Linked DNA regions of Homo sapiens: region 1 is linked to region 2. A link is a loop called in an ENCODE intact Hi-C map of the cell type or tissue named here. Cell type or tissue: PC-3. All regions are shown on one strand. Links, peaks and the distances in the headings refer to the core of each region. The heading gives the core; the rest is flanking DNA.

Region 1 (11,552 bases), core at 2,386-10,385, 120 kb after region 2:
AATCCATGAGCCAAATCTGGTCTGCTACTTGTCTTTGTAAATAAAGTTTTATTGGAACAGAAACACACTCCTTTGTTTACATAGTGGCTATGGCTGCCTTTGTGATAGAATAGCAGAATTAATTGACTGTGCCAAAGATTGTACAGCCAGTAAAATAAAAAATATTTACTGTCTTGGCTGGGCACAGTGGCTCATGCCTATAATCTCAGCACTTGGGGAGGCTGAGACAGGCAGATTATTTGAGGCCAGGAGCTGGAGACCACCCTAGCCAAAATGGTGAAACCCTATCTCTACCAAAAATACAAAAATTAGCTGGGTGTGATGGCACATGGTGGTCCCAGCTACTCAGGAGGCTGAGGCAGGAGAATTGCTTGAACCCTGGAGGCGGAGACTACAGTGAGTTGAGATCAAACCACTGCACTGCAGCCTGGGCAACAGAGCGAGACTCCATCTCGAAAAAAAAAAAAATTTACTATCTCTAATCCCAGCCCTTTGGGAGGCTAAGGTGGGAGGATCACTTGAGGCCAGGAGTTTGAGACCAGCCTGGGTAATATAGTGACACCTTGTTTCTATAGAAAAAAATAAAAAATCTTTGCCAGGCATAGTGTTGTAAGTCTGTGTCCCAGTTACTTGGGAGGCTAAGGTGGGAGGATCACTTGAGCCCAAGAGGTCCAGGCTGCAGTGATCATGTGACTGCACTCCAGCCTGGGTGACAGAGTGAGACTCTTTCTCAAAAAAACAAACAAAAAAATTACTCTCTGCCTCTTTATAAAAGAACTTTGCTCACCTGTGCTCTAGTGGGAAAATATACTCTGAATTCCTTTTAATATTTAGTTTTTTTTTCTTTTCACAGCAGACTCAGCTGAATTCATAAATAGTTTCATTAATTCATTCAACCAATATTTACCAAACACCTATCAAGTGCTTAGGGTGCTAATTTAGGCACTGCGGTGCAAATATGAAAAAAAGACAGTGCTTGCCTTCAAGGACAGTCGTTCCCATCAAGAGCATTCCCCATGGCATTATGAAATCTACCCATAACCTTACATAATTTATAAGAAACCAGTTGTGTGACCTTGGGCAAATTTCTTAATCCTTCTAGACTTTTATTTCCTCATCTGCAAATGAGGGTGGCAGTAGTACTTACCTCAAAATGTTGTTGTAAAGATTAAGGGTTTTGTTTGTTCAGTGGTTTGTATTGTTTTGTTTTGAGACAGGGTCTCGCTGTGTCACCAGGATGGAGTGCAATGGAGCGATCTGGGCTCACTGCAACCCCTGCCTCCCAGGTTCAAGCCATTCTCCTGCTTCAGCCTCCTGAGTAGCTGGGACTACAGGCGCATGCCACCACGGCCCAGCTAATTTTTTGTATTTTTTAGTAGAGATGAAATTTGGCTGGCTATGTTGGCCAGGCTGGTCTTGAACTCCTGGATTCACGTGATCTGTCCCCTTTGACCTCCCAAAGTGCTGGGATTACAGGCAGGAGCCACCACACCCAGCCCATTAAGTAAATTTTTTTTTTCTTTTTTTTTGAGACGAAGTCTCACTCTGTCACCCAGTCTAGAGTGCAGTGGCAGGATCTTGGCTCACTGCAACATCCACCTCCTGGATTCAAGCAATTCTCCTGCCTCAGCCTCCGGAGTAGCTGGGAATACAGGTGTGTGCCACCACATCCAACTAATTTTTTATTTTTAGTAGAGGTGGGGTTTCACCATGTAGGCCAAGCTGGTCTTGAACTCCAGACCTCAGGGGATCCACCCGCCTCGGCCTGCCAAAGTGCTGGGATTACAGGTGTGAACCACCATGCCTGGTTGTAAATTTTTTTTTTTTTTTTGAGATGGAGTTTCACTCTTGTTGCCCAGGCTAGAGTGCAGTGGTGCGATCTCAGCTCACTGCAACCTCCACCTCCCGGGTTCAAGATATTCTCCTTCGTCAGCCTCCCGAGTAGCTGGGATTTCAGACACACACCACCATGCTCAGCTAATTTTTGTATTTTTAGTAGAGATGGGGTTTCACCATGTTGTTCGAGCTGGTCTTGAACTCCTGACCTCAAGTGATCTGCCTGCTTTGCCCTCCCAAAGAGTTGGGATTACAGGCATGAGCCACCATGTCTGGTCCATAAATTTTTAATAAAGTGCTTAGACTAGTGCCTGACACAGAGTAAGTGCTATTCAAGTGCTTTTTTAAAAAATCTTTTATTTTATTGTATTTTTTTGAGACACAGTTTCTCTCTGTCACCGAGGCTGGAGTGCAGCGGCATGATCTTGACTCACTGCACCTCTGCCTCCCAGTTTCAAGCGATTCTCCTTCTTCAGCCTCCCGAGTAGCTGGGATTACAGGCATGGGCCACCATGCCTGGCTAATTTTTGTATTTTTAGTAGAGATGGGGTTTCACAATATTGGCCAGACTGGTCTCGAACTCCTGGCCTCAAGTGATCTACCCACCTTAGCCTCCCAAAGTGCTGGGATTACAGGTGGAAGCAACCGCACCTGGCCCAAAAAAGAATTTTGAGGCTGGACACCTGTGATCCCAGTGTTTTGGGAGGCCCAAGTGGGAGGATTGCTTGAAGCCCGGAGTTTGAGACCAGCCTGGGCAACAGTATAAGACTCTGTGTCTATAATTTAAATAATAATAATAATAAATAAAAAAGATTTAATACAGGGATATAGGTGCTTACAAAATCATTAGGAGGTCTGGAAGAGTAGAAGTCAGGGGCCATTTCAGGCTTTTGATTTCAAGGTTCCTCCAGCAAGGCCTTGTTCCCAAGGTTACCAAACTGCTGCTTCCCTGCCACCACCATGGCCTCCATCCTACTACCTCACACCCTCCTAAGTGGGGACTGCACAGTGGACTCCACTGTACATGCTCCTCCCACCTGCAGAACCGCTCCCTTAGCTGACACAGCTCCAGCAAGACGACCTCTCCCTCTCTCCCATCCTCCAGATCTCATGCAAATGAATCTAACTGACAGAATTTAACTTCCCACTGTCATAGCTGCAAGAGAGCCTGTGGAATGCTGTTTTAAGCTTTTGAGCCTCTTTCAACAGAAGGAGAGTAAATGGAGGTTAAGAACATCCATCCAGGCCGGGCGGGGTGGCTCAGGCCTTTCTAATCCCAGCACTTTGGGAGGCCAAGGTGGGCAGATCACCTGAGGTCAGAAGTTCGAGACCAGCCTGGCCAACATGGCGAAATCCTGTATCTAGTAAAAATACAAAAAATTAGCCAGGCATGGTGGCATGCGCCTGTAATCCCAGCTACTCAGGAGGCTGAGGCAGCAGAATTGCTTGAACCTGGGAGGCGGAGGTTGCAGTGAGCCGAGATAGCGCCACTGCACTCCAGCTTGGGCAACAGAGCGAGACTCCGTCTTAAAAGAAAGAAAGAAAAAAAGAACATCCATCCAGAATCAAGTCCAAAAATTCTGGGAGGTTTTAGGATGGGAAAAATATTTAAGCTGGATCTTAGAGGATGAGGAGAAAGAGAACACAGTATTTCCTGGTAGCAGAAACAGAGCACCTAAAGGCATGAAGGCATTGAAAAAAAAGTTGGTGTGGTCCACAAATATCTGTTGTTTTTGCCTGCCCAGCAACAATTCCACTTGAATAATTGCACTTTGATTTCCCCTCGGGGAGCCACCCCTCCCTACATCAACCTTGTGGTTCACAGGAAGCTGATCTTGCTTCCTGGCTCCAGGGTGGGGGCAGGTTGGGGAGTGGGTATGTGACCACTTCTGTCCAATCAGCACACTCCATCCCTTTAATCACAGGGATCGGTTCGGGGAGGAACATATGAATGAAGCCAGACCAATGAGACTTTATTATAAAATTTCTTTTTTTTGGCTAAGTGACTGGGCTGGGGAATGGAAGCCTGGAGCAGCTGAGAATAAGCTGGTCAGGAGGAACACATGAATCTGATGAAACCAACTCAGAGGGAAGCAGAACTAAGATATTGAGAGAAACTAAGGCTGCTGATATCATGTGAGCCCCCCAGCTATGCCTGACTAATACACTACATCAAGAGAGTATTTCACAAGCCTGAGAGCCACTGTCCCAGGGAGCTTATAGCAGCTTTATTCCTAGTATCCTCTAACTAGAAACGATCCAAATGCCAGATGACAGCAGTTGACTGGAAAGTAAACTATGGTGTATTCACACAACAGGATACTATTCAGCAATTAAAATGAATGGTTTTACAATCTCACTCATCGGTATGCATGAATCTCACAAACATGGTGAGCAAACGGAGCCAGACAGAACAGCACAGGTCCTCCTCAACATACAGAGGAGCTACATCTTGCTAAACCCATTGTGAGCTGAAAATACCGTAAATTGAAAATGCATTAATCCACCTAACCTACCAAACATCTTAGTTTAGCCTAGTCCACCTTAAATGTGCTCGGAACACTTATATTAGCCTAAAGTTGGGTAAAATTAACACAATGCCTATTTTATAATCAAGTGTTGAATATCTCATATCATTTATTGAACACTGTACTGAAACTGAAAAACAGAGTGGTTGTATAGGTACTTGAAGTCCAGTTTCTTTCTTTTTTTTTTTTTTTGTGAGATGAAGTCTTGTTCTCTCACCCAGGCTGGAGTGCAGTGGGGCAGTCTCGGCTCATAGCTACCTCGCCTCCTGGGTTCAAGCTAATCTCCTGCCTCAGCCTCCCAAGTAGCTAGGATTACAGGTGCGCACCACCATGCCTGGCTAATTTTTTGTATTTTCAGTAGAGATGGGGCTTCACCATGTTGACCAGGCTGGTCTTAAACTCCTGACCTCAAGTGATCCACCCGCCTCGGCCTGCAAAAGTGCTGGGATTACAGGCATGAGCCACTGCGCCCGGCCTTCTTGAAGTCCAGTTTCTACTGAATATGTATCACTTTCTCACCATCATGAAATCAAAAAGTGGTATGTCAAACTATCATAAATTGGAGACCATGTACATCATATACATACACATATCATATACATATACATACCTATACATATGTGATGTACATGTATACATCATATCATGTCCTTATTTCTTGATGTGAATGTTGGTTAAATGGGTAATTCCATTTGTAAAAATTTAGCAAACTATACTTTTGTTACAATGTGTATTTTTCTGTATGTGTGCTATGATTCAATTAAAATTAAAAAAACACACTTGTAAAAACCTCAGCAGATGCAAAACTGGGGAAGGAAAGAAAGGCAGGTTAGGACTAGGTGAATTCAAGAGTCAAACTATATCATTAGGACTCAATTTCTCTTTGCTGTTTGTATCAGTCTGTTTATATGCTCATTTCATTCTCAGGTTCCACATGTTGATAAAACAGTTGCCATTGCTGTGGCCTCACAACCTGTCATGTTTATGTCTAGCATGAAAGAGAAAGTTGGCCTCTCCAAAGGCACAAAGAAAGCTGGACATTTAGCATCATTGGCTCTGGCTGGTCTGCTCAGCCCTGAACCAATCACTGTTGCAAAAGGAATATAATATTCTGACTGGCCAGGCTAGTTCATATCATGTCTGGAGATGGAAATGGAGTTAACAACCTCAGAGAACCACATAGACTGAAAACAAGGAGAGAAGGAAATCTGGCTGTTTCAGAAGTCAAGTGAATGGATGCTGGGTGACTAAAAAATTCAGTAAATACCTGGTCCCTAGATGGCAGTGGCATCATCATTATTATCATCATAATTTTCTCTTAGCATCTAGAAAAATGTCTGGCATCTAGTTTGGTACTTGATAAATATTATTATTTTTTCTTTTTTTTGAGACAGAGTCTCACTCTATCACCCAGGCTGGAGTGCAGTGGGGCGACCTTGGCTCACTGCAACCTCTGCCTTCCAGATTCAAGCGATTCCCATGCCTCAGCCTCCCGAGTACCTGGGATTACCGGCACCTGCCGCTACACCTGGCTAATTATATATATATATATATTTTTTTGTATTTTTAGTGGAGATGGGATTTCACCATGTAGGCCAGGCTGGTCTCAAACTCCTGACCTCAAGTGATCTGCCTGTCTTGGCCTCCCAAAGTGCTGGGATTACAGGTGTGAGCCACCATGCCCGGCCAGTACTTGATAAATACTAATATCTGTTGAATGAGAGAATGAGTTATATCAGGCAATACTAGGAGCAATCTTGTCATGCCTTAGGCCTTCCTCTACAGGATAGGAAAGACTGAGGAGAATTTAGAGAAGGGATATAAGTCAGTTTTTATTTTTTATTTTTATTATTATTATTATTTTTTGAAACAGAGTTTCACTGTTGTCGCCGAGGCTAGAGTGTGATGGTGTGATCTCAGCTCATTGCAACCTCTGCCTCAGCCTCCTGAGTAGCTGGAATTACAGGCGCCGGCCACCACGCCCAGCTAATTTTTGTATTTTTCGTAGAGACGGGGTTTCACCACATTGGCCAAGCTGGTCTTGAACTCCTGGCCTCAGGTGATCTGCCCGCCTTGGCCTCCCAAAGTGCTGGGATTACAGGCGTGAGCCACCATGCCCGGGTTATTTTATTTTATTTTTAATTTTTTAATTATTTTAGAGGCAGGGTCTCATAATGTTGCCTAGGCTGGAGTGCGGTGGCTATTCACAGGCGCAATCCCACAACTAATCAACACTGGAGTTTTGACCTGCTCCATTTCCAACCTGGGCTGGTTCATCCCTCCTTAGACAACCTGGTGGTCCCCCCATCCTGGGAGGTTGCTGTATTGATGCCGAACTTAGTGCAGACACCCAAATGACATAGTACACTACAACACAGAACTCTTGGACTCAAGTGATCCTCCTGTCTCAGCCCCCCGAGTAGGTGGGACTACAGGCTCATGCTACCGCGCCTGGCTATAAGTCAGTTTTTTTTGACAGCAAAGACATAGTCCTGTACAGAATCAAAGCTCTTGGAGGCCTTTGCTAACTTTTACCTTACTCTCTCTCTTCAGAGGGGATTGGTGGCAGAAGGACCAAACCCTGGAAAATTCTGATTACAGTAACGGTGGGTGAAGCAGGAAATAAAGGAAGCCCTCCTTCACTGCTGCTAGGAATATAAATTGCTACAAGCATTTTTGAGAACAATTTGGAAAATAGTAAAGCAGAAGATATGCATACCTCACCTGTTCACCAAATCCTCTCTTGTAAACCATGTGACCTGGAGACATTTTTGCCACATGCACAAATTACATACAGACGCGTGTTGAGCCAGTTGCAGTGGCTCATGCCTGTAATTCCAACACTTTGGGAGGCCGAGGCAGGGGGCTGCGGGGAATCACTTGAGGTCAGGAGTTCGAGACCCGCCTGGACGACACGACGAAACCCTGTCTCTATTAAAAATACGAAAATTAGCTGGGCGTGGTGGCGTGCACCTGTAATCTCAGCTACTTGGGAGACTGAGGCAGGAGAATCACTTGAAGCCAGGAGGCAAAGGTTGCAGTGAGCTGAGATTGCACCACTGCACTTCAGCCTGGGTAAAAAAGCAAGACTCCCTCTCAAAAAAAAAAAAAAAAAAAAGCGTGTTGCTCCAGTTACTACTGCTGCAGCATAACAAATTATCCCAAATTTAGTTGTGTAAAACAATAACCATTTTATCATTTTGGAAAGGGCACAGTGGGACAGCTTGTCTGGGGCTTTAGATGGGAAGGTTTAAAGGGTGAGGATGACTTGACAGCTGGGAGTTGGGACATCTAAAGCCTTGTTCTCTGACATGCTTGGTGGCTGATGCTGGCTGTCATCTGGAACCTCTGCCAGGGCTGCTGACCAGAGCATCTGTATGTGGCCTCTCCACTTGGCCTGGGCTTCTTCACAGCATAGGGGTTCCAGGCTCCAAAGGTGAGTGTCCCAGTGATCAAGTCAGAAGCTGCATTGCCTCACAAATTGTGCAGCATCATTTCCATCTTTTTTTTTTTTTTTTTTTTTTTTTTTTTTGAGACAGAGTCTCACTTACTCTGTCTCCCAGGCTGGAGTGCAGTAGGGCAATCTCAGAATCTCGGCTCACTGCAACCTCCACCTGCCAGGTTCAAGCTATTCTCTCACCTCAGCCTCCTAAGTAGCTGGGATTACAGGCATGCACCACCACGCTTGGGCTAATTTTTGTATTTTTAGTAGAGATGGGGTTTCACCATGCCAGCCAGGTTGGTCTTGAACTCCTGACCTCAGATGATCCACCTGCCTCAGCCTCCCAAAGTGCTGGGATGACAGACATGAGCCACTATACCTGGCCATTTTCATCTTTTTATTGGTTATAGATGATTCACAATCCCACCCAGATTCACAGGAAGAGGAATTAGAGAAAGTTCTAGAAGAGCATGAGGACAGGAAATATTGTTGAGGGCATCTTTGGAAAATACATTCTGCCACACGCATACATCGCAGTCATGTTTGTGCCTGTCCACCATCCCTTATCCAAAGCCGTTGGGGCTAAACGTGTTTTGAATTTTAGAAATTCTTAGAATTTTGAGGCCGGGCGTGGTGGCTCATGCCTGTAATCCCAGCACTTTGGGAGGCCGAGGTGGGTGGATCACCTGAGGTTGGGAGTTAGAGACCAGCCTGACCAATATGGTGAAACCCTGTCTCTACTAAAAATGCAAAATTAGCCGGGCATGGTGGTCCATGCCTGTAATCCCAGCTACTTAGGAGGCTGAGGCAGGAGAATTGCTTGAATCTGGGAGGCGGAGGTTGCGGTGAGCCGAGATCAGGCCATTGCACTCCAGCCTGGGCAAAAAGAGTGAAACTCCGTCTCAAAAAAGAAAAAAAAAAAGAAATTCTTAGAATTTTGAAAGACAATATGGTGCATTCATGAAATCTCCTATCATACCCCTTGAGAGGACTGGTTCATCCTGTAAGCAAAAATCTAAACTCGGTATGGTGGCCCATGCCTGTAGTACCAGCTGTTCAGGAGGCTGAGGCAGGAGGATCGATTGAGCCCAGGAGGTTGATGCTGCAGTGAGCTGTGATTGCGCCTCTGCACTCCAGCCTGGGCGACAGAGGGAGACCCTGTCTCAAAAAAAAAAAAAAAAACAAAACAAAACAAAACAAAAAAAAAAACACTAAATATTTCCTCAGTGGAACATATGAATATTCACATTAAGTGGCATAATGATTATAAATAGCTTTCTGTCTATTCAGGTCAGGTTTTGCCACTAAAGAAGTTCAAATCAGGTCAGATCTTGCTGCTAAATAAATTATAAAAAGCCTTCCATTTTTAGGTTTCCTGGAATTTGAATTGTAGCTAAGGATTTATGGACCAGTATGAGGAAAAAATTGGAACAAACTTAAATAGACATCATTAGGAAAAAGGATTTTAAAAGGTGAGGCCAAGTTATATGATAAAATATTACACAGCAGTGAAAATGAATAAACTTGAGCCACATGTATCATTATGGAAATATCTTATAAAAATAATGTCAGGAGAAAGCAAGTTGCAGAACGGTATATTTATGATAAGTAAGGATAGGCCAGGTTTTCTGTATTAAAAATAGCCCTTGGCCTGGCGCGGTGGCTCATGCCTATAATTCCAGCACTTTGGGCGGCCGAGGCGGGCAGATCACTTGAGGTCAGGAGTTGGAGACCAGCATGGCCAAGATGGTGAAACCCTGTCTCTACTAAAAATACAATAATTAGCTGAGCATGGTGGTGCACGCCTGTAGTCCCAGCTACTTGGGAGGCTGAGGCAGGAGAATCACTTGAACCCAGGAGGCAGAGGTTGCAATGAGTTGAGATCATGCCACTGCACTCCAGCCTGGGCAACAGAGCAAGACTTGTCTCAAAAAAAAAAAGCCCCTATATCTCAGAGGCTTTATTTATTGCTCATGCTACGTGTCATTGTTGGCAAAATGGAGTTGGGAGCATCTCCTCCTCATTCTGGAACTTAGCTGGTGGGTGGCTGCTCTGAACAACATTGATGGTTATTTGATAGAAGGAAAAGTAGAGGGAAGGATGCACCGGCTTTTTTTATTTTTATTTTTTTTCTTGAGACGGAGTTTTGTTCTTTATTGCCCAGGCTGGAGTCCAGTGGCACGATCTCAGCTCACTACAACCTCCGCCTCCTGGGTTCAAGTGATTCTCCTGTCTCAGTCTCCCGAGTAGCTGGGATTACAGGTGCCCACCACCACACCTGGCTAATTTTTGTATTTTTAGTAGAGACGGGGTTTCACCATGTTGGCCAGGCTGGTCTCAAACTCTTGACCTCAGGTGACCTGCCCATCTCAGCCTTCCAAAGTGCTGGGATTACAGGCATGAGCCACCATGCCCTGCCGGATTGTTTTCTTTATGTGTGTGATTTCAGCTAGCCTGCAATTGGGTGTTGACAAGCACAAGAGGCCCAACCTGTGCTCTCCTGAGATTTCACCAAGGACCTCCCTTTCTTTAGGCCACTCCCCTGCGCTAAAACCTTCAAGGGCTCTCTATGGCTCAGAGGAAAAAGTTAAGAATAGTGATGGCTCCCATGGATTGAGCACTTCCTACATATCAGGCCCTTTATAGAGATACTATTTGTAATCTGTGCACAATCCTAGAAAGAAGGAACTGTCTGATCTCCATTTTACAGATGCGGAAATGGAGGTTCCGAGAGGTGAAGTGACTTGCCAAGATGACAGAGTGAGGGCAGGGAGGAAGGAAGACTGGCAGCCAGATCCATCTAATTCCAGGGCCCATGCTGAGCCACAGGGTCAGGCCTCACTCCTCCAGCCTCACCCCTCACCTCTTTCTTTTCCTTGGCAGGACTAGCTGCTCCAACCAGGCAGGCCTCTTCTCACTGCCCCTTGAGCAAACCTGTCTCAATGTCCCTTCAAAGACCATCTAGAATCTCACAGAACACCTTTTCCTACTGCCAGCCATGCTGAGTCCTGCCCTTATGACAGTGTCCCTCAGTTAGTCACTTTCCTGTAGCTCATATGTCACTAGGCTGCAAGAATGTCTTAGTCATCTTTGCATCTGCCATGCCCAGCACACAGTCACTGCACACCTGTCGTCCTTCAACAATTATTCAGCGCCTACTGGCTGCTGAGCACTGTGCTAGGTGCAAGGATACAGCAGAGAGTGAAACCAAATCCCTGCTCTCGTGAAGTTTACATTCTGATCTGGGAGAAGAAAATGAACAAGTAAACGCGTATATGTATAGTAGAATGTCAGGGGATAAAAAGTGCTATGGAGAAAAATCAAGCTGAGGAAGGCTATGGATAGAGAGTGCTGGGATGGGGAGAAGAAAGCTACTTTAGAGGAAAGGTCTTTTTGAGACGGTAACATTTGAGCAGAGATTAGAATACAGTGAGTTTGTCTGAGGAGCTGAATAGTCAAATGAATATATAATGAATACATGCTTTAGTGAGTTGGAAACCTAACTTGGAGATGAAAAAGTAGTGTGGAGGAAGGAGTTTGAGGTAGGGATCCCTGGATACTCCTGACATACTTCTTTTTCTTCCATTTAAAAACATAAACTGCCGGAGGCGGTGGCTCATGCCTGTAATCCCAGCACTTTGGGAGGTCGAGGCAGGCAGATTACCTGAGGTCAGGAGTTCGAGACCAGTCTGACCAACATGGTGAAACCCTGTCTCTACTAAAAATGCAAAATTAGCCGGGCATGG
Region 2 (11,552 bases), core at 2,081-10,080:
AACACTACCCGGCTCTAAGTCAGTGTGTCTACAGGGCAATTCCTTTCCTGTCCTCCACCTGAACATCCCAACCACTGATTCAATTCAACTTCACAGGAAGTTATCCAGCATTGTCTGTATCTCTAACCAGTTGCCCCCAAAACAAGTGGAAGGTTTGAATACTGTGATACCTTCCTTTACTGGGCATTTCTTTTTATTTGCAAAATACCTACCAAACACAGGACATCAGTTCTGCTTTATTTCCAGCTCTCATGGAATAGGACTACTTGTTTATGTATCAAAACTGTCTTACAACAAAAGCTCCAAAATTGTCCTGGGCTGGGGTGGGTGGTGAGTGGAGGTAGAAATAGAATTGGATTTGTTATCAGAGACACAGTTCCCATGAAAAGGGTTCCCAGATTCTAGTCCCAAGTTGCTAAACTGCTGCTAAATCCTGAAAGCTCTGACTGGCCCCATGGCAAGGATCTGGGGACGAACATGTGACCCTGCTGCCCAGCTCCCCAGCCATGTCACAAGACCAAATGCAGACACACTGAGCAAGGCTGTCTGCTCTCAGAGGGGGGAACCCAGACTATGCTCAGCATGGGCACTTTTTCAGCACTAGATCTGGTACCTTCTGAGAGACAACTGCCTCAACCTAGTGAGGTTGCTTCTCACTATGCAATTCTGGGAAATCCTGGATGGGGCTCATGGGAAGTGCTCACGGGAGTGGCTTCAGATGGAGGGGCTTTCTACAATAACCACAATAGAGGTCTTGGCCCTGCTTCCCCCACCACAGGCTTCGTGGGAATCCCAGAGGAAAGTTTCTCCGTCACTCCCCCTCTCCATCTCTAATCTGTCAAGAAGACTTTTTGTTACGGCGACTGAAAAGTCTTGTAAATAAGAAGACAATGGTACAGTGTACGCGTGCACACAGGCAGGGCAGTTAGCTGAGCAGAGTTACTCCCTCCCAAGCTTAAACTAAATCATTCCAATCAGCAATGCCCCACTAGGGATCTTCAAAAGTCTTTAGGATACTTTTGATTCATTTCAGAGATACAAATTAACTCAGAGTAAGATTCTATGGCAGAAATCCTTACCAAAAATAAATACACAGAGAGAGAATAGAACAGTACCACACCCAGGAAGCAATGTGGAGAAACATTTCCCCTGTCTGAAAAGCAGTCGCATGGGTGTTACAGTATGAAGGATTTACCTGTCTGTCATGTTGAGTTTAGAGATTACATCAGCCTGTAAAATAAAACACACAAACACACAGACACACACAAAAAAAAAACCCTGGAGAACAGCCAAGATTTAAATGTCCATTAGTGCTTTATTAAAACTAATAAGGACATTAATCTTCAGTTCCCAAACCACTTGAAAAATAAAAGCTCCTAAGCCTTAGTTGAAACATGCATTCCATCGGCATGCAACGAGAGTATGGAAAAGAATGCTACATTCTTCAAGCCCAATTAACTGTAGTTTCCTTAAGTTTATTCTTACTTAATACTAGAAGCTGAGCAATGAAGAAAGCTGCATGACAGACAGATTTATTCTGGTGCCATCAAAGCTGCAATATAGGTGAAAATCCAATGGAATGGGCTTTGGCTATTGAGAGAAGAAAGCAGCTGATGTGTTAAAGAAATCTGCCCGTCACTCAGATACCTGACCCTCAACTTAATTTTCAGAACTGAGACAGGCAAACTTTCTGCAACTGACAATAAAGGAAAAGAATGTGACATGCATGGACATGCATAATACAAAACTACAGATACTACCTTCCTAGGGATGTTTGGTCTAAATTAATTTGAAGTCTAAAGTAGAGACCACCCAACTGGTGCCACTGGGAAGTGGTTTAGCAATTGTGGAAAATCCAGAGTATATAATTCTACAGGTAGACAGCTTAGAATTGAGTGAAGAGATTCAGCATCACCTTTGATTTTATTATTTCTCCAATGCCAGCAGAAAAGCACATCTTTGATTTTTTAAATACAAATTTTTATCAAAAAACAGCATTCAACCCCAATTCAGTCTACTTGACAACACAGTTTGAAGTTCTTGATGGCATATATTTGGCTTCATTTTTAGGTATTCTAATTTAAGACAGTATTGGTTTGCAAATAAACTCAAATACTTTGGGGGGGATTATGGAAAAGTTTTACTCAATTCCAGATACCAAAGGTCTTGGAGGACACTTTGAAACAATTTAGCACGCCTCTACTGTGCCTCATATGAAGCTAGGATTTCCTTCCAGAAGGAATTTACCTTAAGGGTGAAACCCAGGCCCCACAAAGTGGCCCCATTTCACCTTCCCACCTCCCTGCACTAGCTCTAAGAATGTAAGACTTTCAAAGTGTTTCAAAGATGATTTTCTTACCTGACCCAGAAAATAAATTCCTCCACCTACTACAAAAGCGGAGATTGCCGTCCCAAAAACAGCAAACAGGGTGATGGAACCAATATTTTGAAAGAAGTTACCCTGTTTGAAAGAGCAGAAATCAGGGAAATGATTAGAAAAGCCATTCCTGTCAGTGAAGGCACGGCCTGCACACCTGGCCCTCCGTGCAGACTTGATTCTCTGTAAAAGGCACCACTGCCCAACCTGTGTGGCAAGCTGGGAGCCCGGGAGTCTTCCTGCACCCCCGCACTTACTGCAGTGTCCCGTCACTCACACCATCTTTCATCTGAAACACTGCATAGCTTCGCACAAGTCTCCTCAACCCCCCAGGGCCCCTTTCCCTCCACTCTCCCGTCTTTCCAGAATGATCTTCCCAAAAGACAAATCTGATTGTGCTGCCTTCACCTGGACCCCTATTTCCACTTAAAATGCAGCTAGCCCCCACCCTGAATGATTCGACTCCTGGGGAGGCCTCTGGGCTCATCTGGCACCATGCTCGCCTTTGTTCTCTGGGTTCCAGTCCCACTGGTGGCTTCGAGCAGGTTGTGCTCCCTCTTTGCTTGTTAAGCTTTCATCATCCCAAGATCTCAGGACATTTCAACTCTTCCCAGATCCTAGTCTGTGCTCTCAGTGCACAGTCACCCTCTCTTGTAGCGGTTGACAAGACTGCAATTTTGCACTTATTTATGTACTGATGTCTTACTTTCCCATGAGGCTGCAGGCTCATTCTGGGCAATGACCCCACCTGCTTTCGCACAACACGGTCCCTGACATAATGCCCGTCAGATGGAAGATGCCCAACAGACAGGCACTGAAGGAATTAACTGTGTTTCACATCCAAAGTCCACACTATTAGGATACCAAGATACACTATCAGATATTCCTTTTTCCTGGCCAGGTCTTTTAAACAATTTTACTTCACTCTATTAGTATCATCATTAACTATGTCAGATAAAATGTTTCTATCTATACTTCACAGCGTTTAAGATAAAATATTCAAGTTCAAGCAGCATGGTAGCATCTTTCAAATTTCCATAAAATTAAGGAAATTAAGCTATTTATTATAACCCTATGAACTCCACTTAGGAGCTACCAAGAGTCTTTGATCACCCCCGATTGTGGTTGTGAACAAGAATCTTGTTTTTAGCTCAGAAATCACCAAACCATGGACATCAAGACCTGCTATTTTAAAGCCCACTTGTGAAAGAGTGTCCTCAGCTGAACACTGACTGCCCCACTAAGCCCACCTCCTAGAAGCTGCAATTTTGACTTGGCTGCCTATCATCTGACATTCAATTCCTTTGTTTGGCATATCAATCTTTACTGCACAAAGAATTTTAAAACACAATGATTTGGTTTTTCAAAACAAAGGGCTTTCAATCTATGAGTTGCTCTTTGCAAATCGCTGTTTTCTTTTGTTATTTAAAAACAGATTAGACTGGGCTCGGTGGCTCAAACCTGTAATCCCAGCACTTTGGGAGGCCAAGGCGGGTGGATCATCTAAGGTCAGGAGTTCGAGACCAACCTGACCAACATGGAGAAACCCCATCTCTGCTAAAAATACAAAATTAGCTGGTGTGGTTATAGACGCCTGTAATCCCAGCTACTCGGGAGGCTGAGGCAGGAGAATCGCTTGAACCCAGGGGGCCGAGGTTGCAGTGAGCCGAGTTCGCAGTGAGCCGAGTTCGTGCCATTGCACTCCAGCCTGGGCAACAAGAGCAAAACTCCATCTCAAAAAAAAAAAAAAAAAAACAGATTAATCAGTTTTGACCTGTTTGCAGAGATCTAATGTTGATATAATTTATATATTTGGTTAATATTAATCTGGATCCTGAACATTTACCCAAGTTAAAGTTACCATAATACAAGAACTTCCCTCTGCTACATAAAGCAAATTTATCTGTTTCTCTCTGACATAATTAACATCCTGTGATTTGTGTAATATTTGCAATTCAAAGAACCAGTTGCTGCCTAGCTAATGCATATCAACTGATGATAATCTTACTGTAATCTGTATTCTAAATCCAAATTTACATTAGCAGATATCATAATATTAAAATAAAATATTCAAACTTTACTTCCTATCATCTTTGGGCGAGGGTAGAAAGTGGATAGAAGTTTCAGAAGTAGCATTTCATAATCCTATCAGTCCCTTTCATATAAATTGTCACATTTCCTGCTGGAAAGTCATCTTCAACAAAATGTTTCTCTAAAAAACTATTACTTTCCTCAAATTTTGAACAAGTTTCTCTCCCCTCTAAAAAAAAAAAAAAAAAAGAAAAGAAAAACTTTACATGCTCTAATATTCAAAATGTCATGTTTTTAAGTCAAAATCAAGTCAATTTCCTCAGCATGTTTTGAAATATTTTCATATCTGCTTACAGTTAAGATTTGTTTACAAAGTGAAAGGAAAGACATGGTGACCTTCAACTTATGTTTCCTTGTTAAAAATTATCTGATGTCACTAACAGTTTGTAAGACTTGTGAATATTTTTTACATTAAATTTCCTTTTCACTTTTTCTTTGGATAGATGCACAATAAAATAATAACTTAAAAAAAAATCTGGGCTGAACATCTTAATATGCTTTTGTTTTAGTACAGGAAAATTAAAGACTTAATTTCTATGTTTTTACCAAACATTTCTAGACAAATCTAACTCATTTTTTAAAATTATGTATTTATTTATTTTATACCATGTCAACAACAAATTAAGTTTATTTTTATTTATTTATTTTTGAGACAAAGTCTCCCTCTATCACTCAGGCTGGAGTGCAGTGGCGTGATCTCAGCTCACTGCAAGCTCCACCTCCCGAGTTCAAGCTATTCTCATGATTCTCATGCTTCAGCCTCCAGAGTAGCTGGGATTACAGGCACGCACCACCACGACCAGCTAATTTTTGTATGTTTAGTAGAGATGGGGTTTCACCATGTTGGCCAGACTGGTCTTGAACTCCTGGCCTCAAGTGATCCACCCACCTCGGCCTCTCAAAGTGCTGGGATTATAGGCATGAGCCACTGGGCCCGACCATATTAAGCTTAATAAATTATTATTACTACTGGTGGTAATATTGTTATTAATAATAAATGACATTTTTATCATTAATAACAAGCAGCAGCACTTCATTTATTTAGTGTGGTGGGTGGTGCTTTGCCTACGTTCTTTCATCTAGTGTGACTCTCAAAGCACCCTGGGAGGTAGGGTTTTGGGGTTTTTGGTTTCTACTTTACCAAAAAGAAACCTGTAGGGGGCAGCGCATGATTAGATCTGTGTTGTGTCTCTGGCTTTCCTCTCTCCAAGGACTGGCCTAAACTTTCCAATCTTCACAGTTTTTTTAAAAATCACATTCACAAAATAGCTGCTGTATTATTAATACTAGTATTTTAAGTTGAATCACTTTATTTTAAAACTTAAATACATTTATGTTTAAAGAAAACTCACAGACAAGGAAAAAACCATGCACGCACACAAGCAGGCTTAAAAGTGAGAAGCTCCTGCTCAGGCAGAAAGACTCACACTAGGGGACGAGTGTGGTGGCTCATGCCTGTAACCCCAGCACTTTGGGAAGCCAAGGTGGGTGGATCACTTGAGGTCAGGAGTTCGAGACCAGCCTGGCCAACATGGTAAAACCCCGTCCGTCTCTACTAAAACGACAAAAATTAGCCGGGCAAGGTGGCGTGTGCCTGTAATCCCAGCTACTCAGGAGGCTGAGGCAGAAGAATCACTTGAACCCACAAGGTGGAGGTTGCAGTGAGCCGAGATCATGCCACAGGACTCCAGCCTGGGTGACAGAGTGAGACTCCATCTCAAAAAAAACAAAACAAAAAAAAAAACATCTCACACTGGGAGTTGCAAGGCAATGGCCGTCAAGGCCAAGCCAAAGCAGAGAAGTGGGTAGGGGCCAGTGCCACTGCTCACCAAGGCAGGGAGGAAAGAATGGGCAGGCAACTGTGGGACTAGGCAGGGAAGGATGGGGCTCCAGCCTGGGAAGGAGAAGCTGGACCAGGGAGTGGGCGAGGAGCGATAGAGGTTGAGGGATGAAGGGGAATATCAAGCTGGGGTCTGAGGCCAGGGGAGGGCACCGAGAGGGAGACATGGAAGGATGGATGGGCCTGAGAAGGTTAGAAAGGCCCCAGTGGGGGAGCTGAAAGAAACAAAAGTCCTGGGGCACATGTCCCCGTCGTCCCAGGACACAGTCTATCCTCTTTACATCTATCAGTCTGTGTCCAGGAAGACGAGTCAATGCATCATCTGTGAGCCACTTAACATCACTTCAGCCATCTTCCTGGGCAAAGCACCCATTTATGGCAAACACTGGCTCAGTGAGCCATACTGCCTGAAACCATTAAAGCAGCCAATTCATCATGTCTGCTCCTCTCCAGAAGTCAGGCACTGCAGTCCAGCTTCCACTGAGCACAACCAGGAAGGAGCAGAGCTGCTGCTGCTGCTGCTGCTAAATTATACCCAAGCTTTTAAGGAACTTGCCTTACAAACATGAGAAACTGTCCAGACCAAAGCACCAATGTGTGCCTGAGTCTCACCTTGTGTAATGAATATCCAGACTCAAAGATAATAGGGGGAAGCAGGAGGAGGAAAAACATGTTTGGACGAAACATTTCTTCTTCCTGTAAATAGAAAATGAGTATCTTAAGGGCATGGAATTTGTGTAATTAAGAAATAAATTAATCAATAAAGAGCCAAAATAATTATTCTCTCAGGGCCTGGCCTAGTGGAAACATATAATGTTTAAATAACTACCTGATAATAAAATCAAGCAGAATGAGAGATTCCCCCACCAAAAAAAAAAATGAAACTGTATTTTATTATTTTTATCATTATTATTATTATTATTATTTTGAGACAGAGTCTTTCTTGCTCTGTTGTCCAGGCTGAAGTGCAGTGGTGCAATCACAGCTCCCTGTAGCCTCAACCTCCTGGGCTCAAGTGATCCTCTCACTTCAGCCTCCTGAGTAGCTGGGACTACATGTGCGTGCTACCATGCCGGGCTAATTTTTTTTTTTTTTTTTTTTTTTTTTTTTTTAAGATACAGGGTCCCGCTATGTTGCCCAGGCTGGTCTCAAACTCCTAGCCTCAAGCAATCCTCCCACCTCAGCTTCCCCAAATGCTGGGATTACAGGCATGAGCCACCATGCGTGGCCAAGACAAGGATTTTAAAGGTGATCAGTGAAAAGAAACAGCACAACACAGTAGTATGTTTTTTATTCCTTAGTACAGAAAGAAAATTAATCTGAATACAGAAAATTTCAATTCTGGTTGCAGACTTTCAAAAACAACTCCACAAATTGGAATCCTCCAGGAAAAAGGTAATGGCAAGCCCTAAAACAATCCACTCAGAGGAACAGTAAATCCTATATATGGTTAAAATAGCTCTGCCTTCTTTCTGCTTATCACAGACAACTCTGCCATTTTCCAAAGTCTGATGTGATAAAACAGTCCACACTGGATGCTCTTTCGACTTGAGACTTTGATACAAAGACAGCCCCTTACCATGTGTCTTGCTATAAAAGAATACCTGAGGCTGGGTAATTTACAAAGGAAAAACATTTATTTGGCTCATGATTCTGCTGTCCGGAAAAGTTCAAGACTGGGTATCTGATAAGAACCTTAGGCTGCTTCCACTCATGGGGGAAGAGAAGGGGAGCCAGAGTGTGCAGAGATCCATGGCAAGAGAGGAAGAAAGGGGGGGCGGGGATGGGACCAGGCTGTTTTTAACAACCAGCTGTATAGGGAACGAACAGAGCAACAACTCATTCACCTCCCTCCCCCAGCAAGGGCATCAGTCTATCCATGAGGGTCCACCCCCATGACCCAAACACTTCCAACACTGGAATCAAATTTCAGCATGAGGTTTGGGGAGACAAATGCCCAAACCATAGCACCATGCTTCCAGATTTGATTATTAAGTGCCACTACGAAAGGTGTTTCTAGAATATAGCCATCTTTGGAGGGGTGAAACAATAACAATTTCATTTTCTATATTATTAATATATCTCTCTAGTTGTTGGTAGAATTTTGGGGAAATATATATTGGTCCTCAAGCCCAAAATGGTTATGTGTAATACACAGTCTATTTAAAAATGCAAAATCAGGCCCTTTTTCATATGAATATTTTCCCATGTCACAATTTTGACAGTCTGATTTTTTGTCAAAATGCCTATTCCAAAGAATGCCTAAATGTATTCTTACAAATGTACAGCTGTTACCATAAAGACTAAAAGAAAGTCAAAAAACGCTCAAAATAGAAGCAAATGATGACTTCTGAAATGCCTTATTAAGTCTTAAAATAGCAGCATGTACAACAAGCTCAAGCTCATGATTCAGACTGGGACTGTGTGAAAAAAAATGAGCCGAGCTCTGTGTTTTACGGGGCAACCTATTCTCAGGATCTGTGCAGCAGGACCACTATATACAGCCTTTTGGAGGTATAAAAACTAGCCCCCCCCACCCCAGGAAAAAGGAGAATCTACCTATAGTGGGGTTATATAGTGTCCCCCAACCCCAATCACAATTCATGGCCACCAGGAACCTCAGAGTGTGACCTTATTTGGAAATAGGGTCTCTGAAGATCTAATGAAGGTAAGGATCTAGATGACCTTACACTGGATAAGGGAAGGCCAAAGGCAGCAAACATCGACTTGTAAGAGACAGAACAAGGCACATAGACACGTGGAGAAGAATGCCATGTGAGCACAGAGACAAAGACAGGAGTGATGCGGCCACAAGCCAAGGAAAACCGGGGCCACCAGAAGCTGGAAGATGCAATGAAGAATTCTTTTCTAGAGTCTTTGGGAGGGAACCTGGTCCTGTTGATACCTTGACTTCTCACTTCTGGCCTCCAGAATTGTGAGAAAACAAATCTCTGTTGTTTTAGGCCACTTAGTTTGTGATAATTTGTTACTGCAGCCCTTATGAACACACTGCCTTTCAGGGAAATAGTGTTACAGTTCCTTTTGGCAATGGCTCCCCCAAAATGTTCTGAGGTGATTTTAGGTGGCACTTGAGCAGTGTGTGTCAAATACCACTGACCTCATGGATTGAGAGAGTCAGCCCCTTTTGATTATTTCTTCAGGCCCAAATAAATCCAAGACACCTTAGGATGGCAATACCGCTTCTAAGGGCTCTCTCCAACGTGCTGATCTCCCTTGACAGAGAGCAGACTTGACCTCTGATGCTTCAGCAGGCATCTGTACTACTTCATTTTTATCATGTTTACAAAACAATATTAGTTTCTGAATTGAAATAGTACTGTAATGTTGCCTTGAAAATAAACATGGCCAGGCGTGGTGGCTCATGCCTGTAATCCCAGCACTTTGGGAGGCCAAGGTGGATGGATCATGAGGTCAGGAGCTCGAGACCAGCCTGGCCAATTTGGTGAAACCCCATCTCTACTAAAAATACAAAAATTAGCCGGGCGTGGTGGCAGGCACCTGTAATTCTAGCTACTCAGGAGGTTGAGGCAGGAGAACTGCTTGAACCTGGGAGGCGGAGGTTGCAGTGAGCTGAGACCACGCCATTGCACTCCAGCCTGGATAACATAGTGAGACTCTGCTCCCCACCACTCCCCAGCAAAAAAAAAAAAATAAAATAAAATAAAATAAATATATAGGCCACGTGGCTCAATCCTGTAATCCTAACACTTTGGAAGGCCAAGGTGGGAGGATCACTTGAGCCCAGGAGCTCGAGAACAGCCTGGGTAGCATAGTGACATCGTGTCTCTACAAAAAATTTTTTTAAAAATTAGCCACACCCAGGCGCAGTGGCTCACACCTGTACTCCCAGCACTTTGGGAGGACAAGGTGGGTGGATTACTTGAGGTCAGGAGTTCGAGACCAGCCTGGCTAACATGGTGAGACCCTGTCTCTACTAAAAATACAAAAATTAGCTGGGCATGGTGGCACATGCCTGTTCTCCTGCCCAGCTACTCAGGAGGCTGAGACAGGAGAATCACTTGAACCCGGGAGGCAGAGGTTGCAGTGAGCCGAGATCGTGCCACTGCACTCTAGCCCGGACAACCAAGAGAGACTCTGTCTCAAAAAAAGAAAATAAGAAATAAATAAATAATTTATATATATATACATATAATTAAAAAGCAAGTTGATAGAAAAATATTAAGCACATGATAATACAGGTTGCTACCTGGGCAGACCCAGCAGGTCAGTTTGGAATCAGAACTTCAGGGAAAGAAACCACCAGCTCCTCTTGTTTTTCTGACTTCCCACTGCTCCCTGCACATCTGGTTTCCAGGCAGGAATCCTACTTCTCACTCTGACTCTCCACAAATGCAGTCTCCTCCAGGAAGCCTGCCCCAACTTTTTTTTTTTTTTTTTTAGAGACAGGGTCTTGCTCTGTTGCCCAGGCTGGACTGCAGTGGTGCAATTATAACTCACTGCAGCCTCAAGCGATCCTCCTGGGCTCAAGCGATCCTCCTGCCTCAGCCTCCCAAGTAGCTGGGACTACAGGTGCGTGCCACCACGTCCAGCTACTTTTTCGTATTTTTAGAAGAGATGAGGTTTCACCATGTTGGCCAGGCTGGTCTCAAACTCCTGACCTCAGATGATCCACGTGACTCAGCCTCTCAAAATTCTGGGATTACAGGCATGAGCCACCGCACCCGCCCAAAATCTAACAATTTTTAATTGTTTTAAAGTCAATTCAAATTTTGATCTTTTTTTTTTTTTGTATTTTTTTAGAGACGGAGTTTCACCATGTTGCCCAGGCTGGTCTCGAGCTCCTGAGCTCAGGTGATCCACCCACCTTGGCCTCTCAAAATGCTGGGATTACAGGCATGAGCCGCCAACGCCCAGCCTTGATCAAATGATTTTTAAATCAGATCAAACAAAATGGGTTAGTGGGCAAAATCTACACATCAGGCTATATCCAGCCTAGGAGTAGAAAAAGGCTCTTCAGTCATGACCCACTCTTGGGTGGTTAAATGTAACCAAGTAGCAGGAAGGCAGAGATCCCACATGCAATGCGCTCCAGTGGGGCCTCCCCAGCAGAAGTGTGTCTTATCACTCTCCAGAGCTCAATATACATTTTCAAAATTTATTTAATATATAAAATATTTCATTACTACTATTTATAACAGCTTCAAATTGTGTTTTACGTTAGTCTATAAGGTTTGTCTTGCTAATTTTACACTCTACAGTTTC

The links. Hi-C counts contacts between places; a loop is a spot of excess contacts. Peaks named below come from ENCODE experiments on the same cell type or tissue, not always from the same donor. Only the 100,000 strongest peaks of a DNase experiment are listed, where the experiment ranks them.
Region 1: it touches region 2 in a loop (3-fold over the local background); 3 of 110 quality-filtered maps call a loop at or near these places.

The regions. Positions count from the first base shown.
Region 1 is chr20:49,717,217-49,728,768 of GRCh38, reverse strand. It overlaps the pseudogene RN7SL197P. Among named protein-coding and RNA genes, the nearest start is that of B4GALT5, 9.1 kb to the right of the region's middle. RefSeq lists a silencer at 763-1,057. In PC-3, for the core only: a CTCF peak has its summit at 5,605 (motif pointing right); no DNase peak of the experiment used is centred there; H3K27ac peaks cover 149 bases.
Region 2 is chr20:49,840,488-49,852,039 of GRCh38, reverse strand. It overlaps SLC9A8 (solute carrier family 9 member A8), which reads right to left. Exons shown (of 16, transcript NM_015266.3): 5 at 6,921-7,004; 6 at 2,360-2,461; 7 at 1,196-1,230. Among named protein-coding and RNA genes, the nearest start is that of MIR12122, 18 kb to the left of the region's middle. In PC-3, for the core only: a CTCF peak has its summit at 5,632 (motif pointing right); a DNase peak (open chromatin) is centred at 5,609.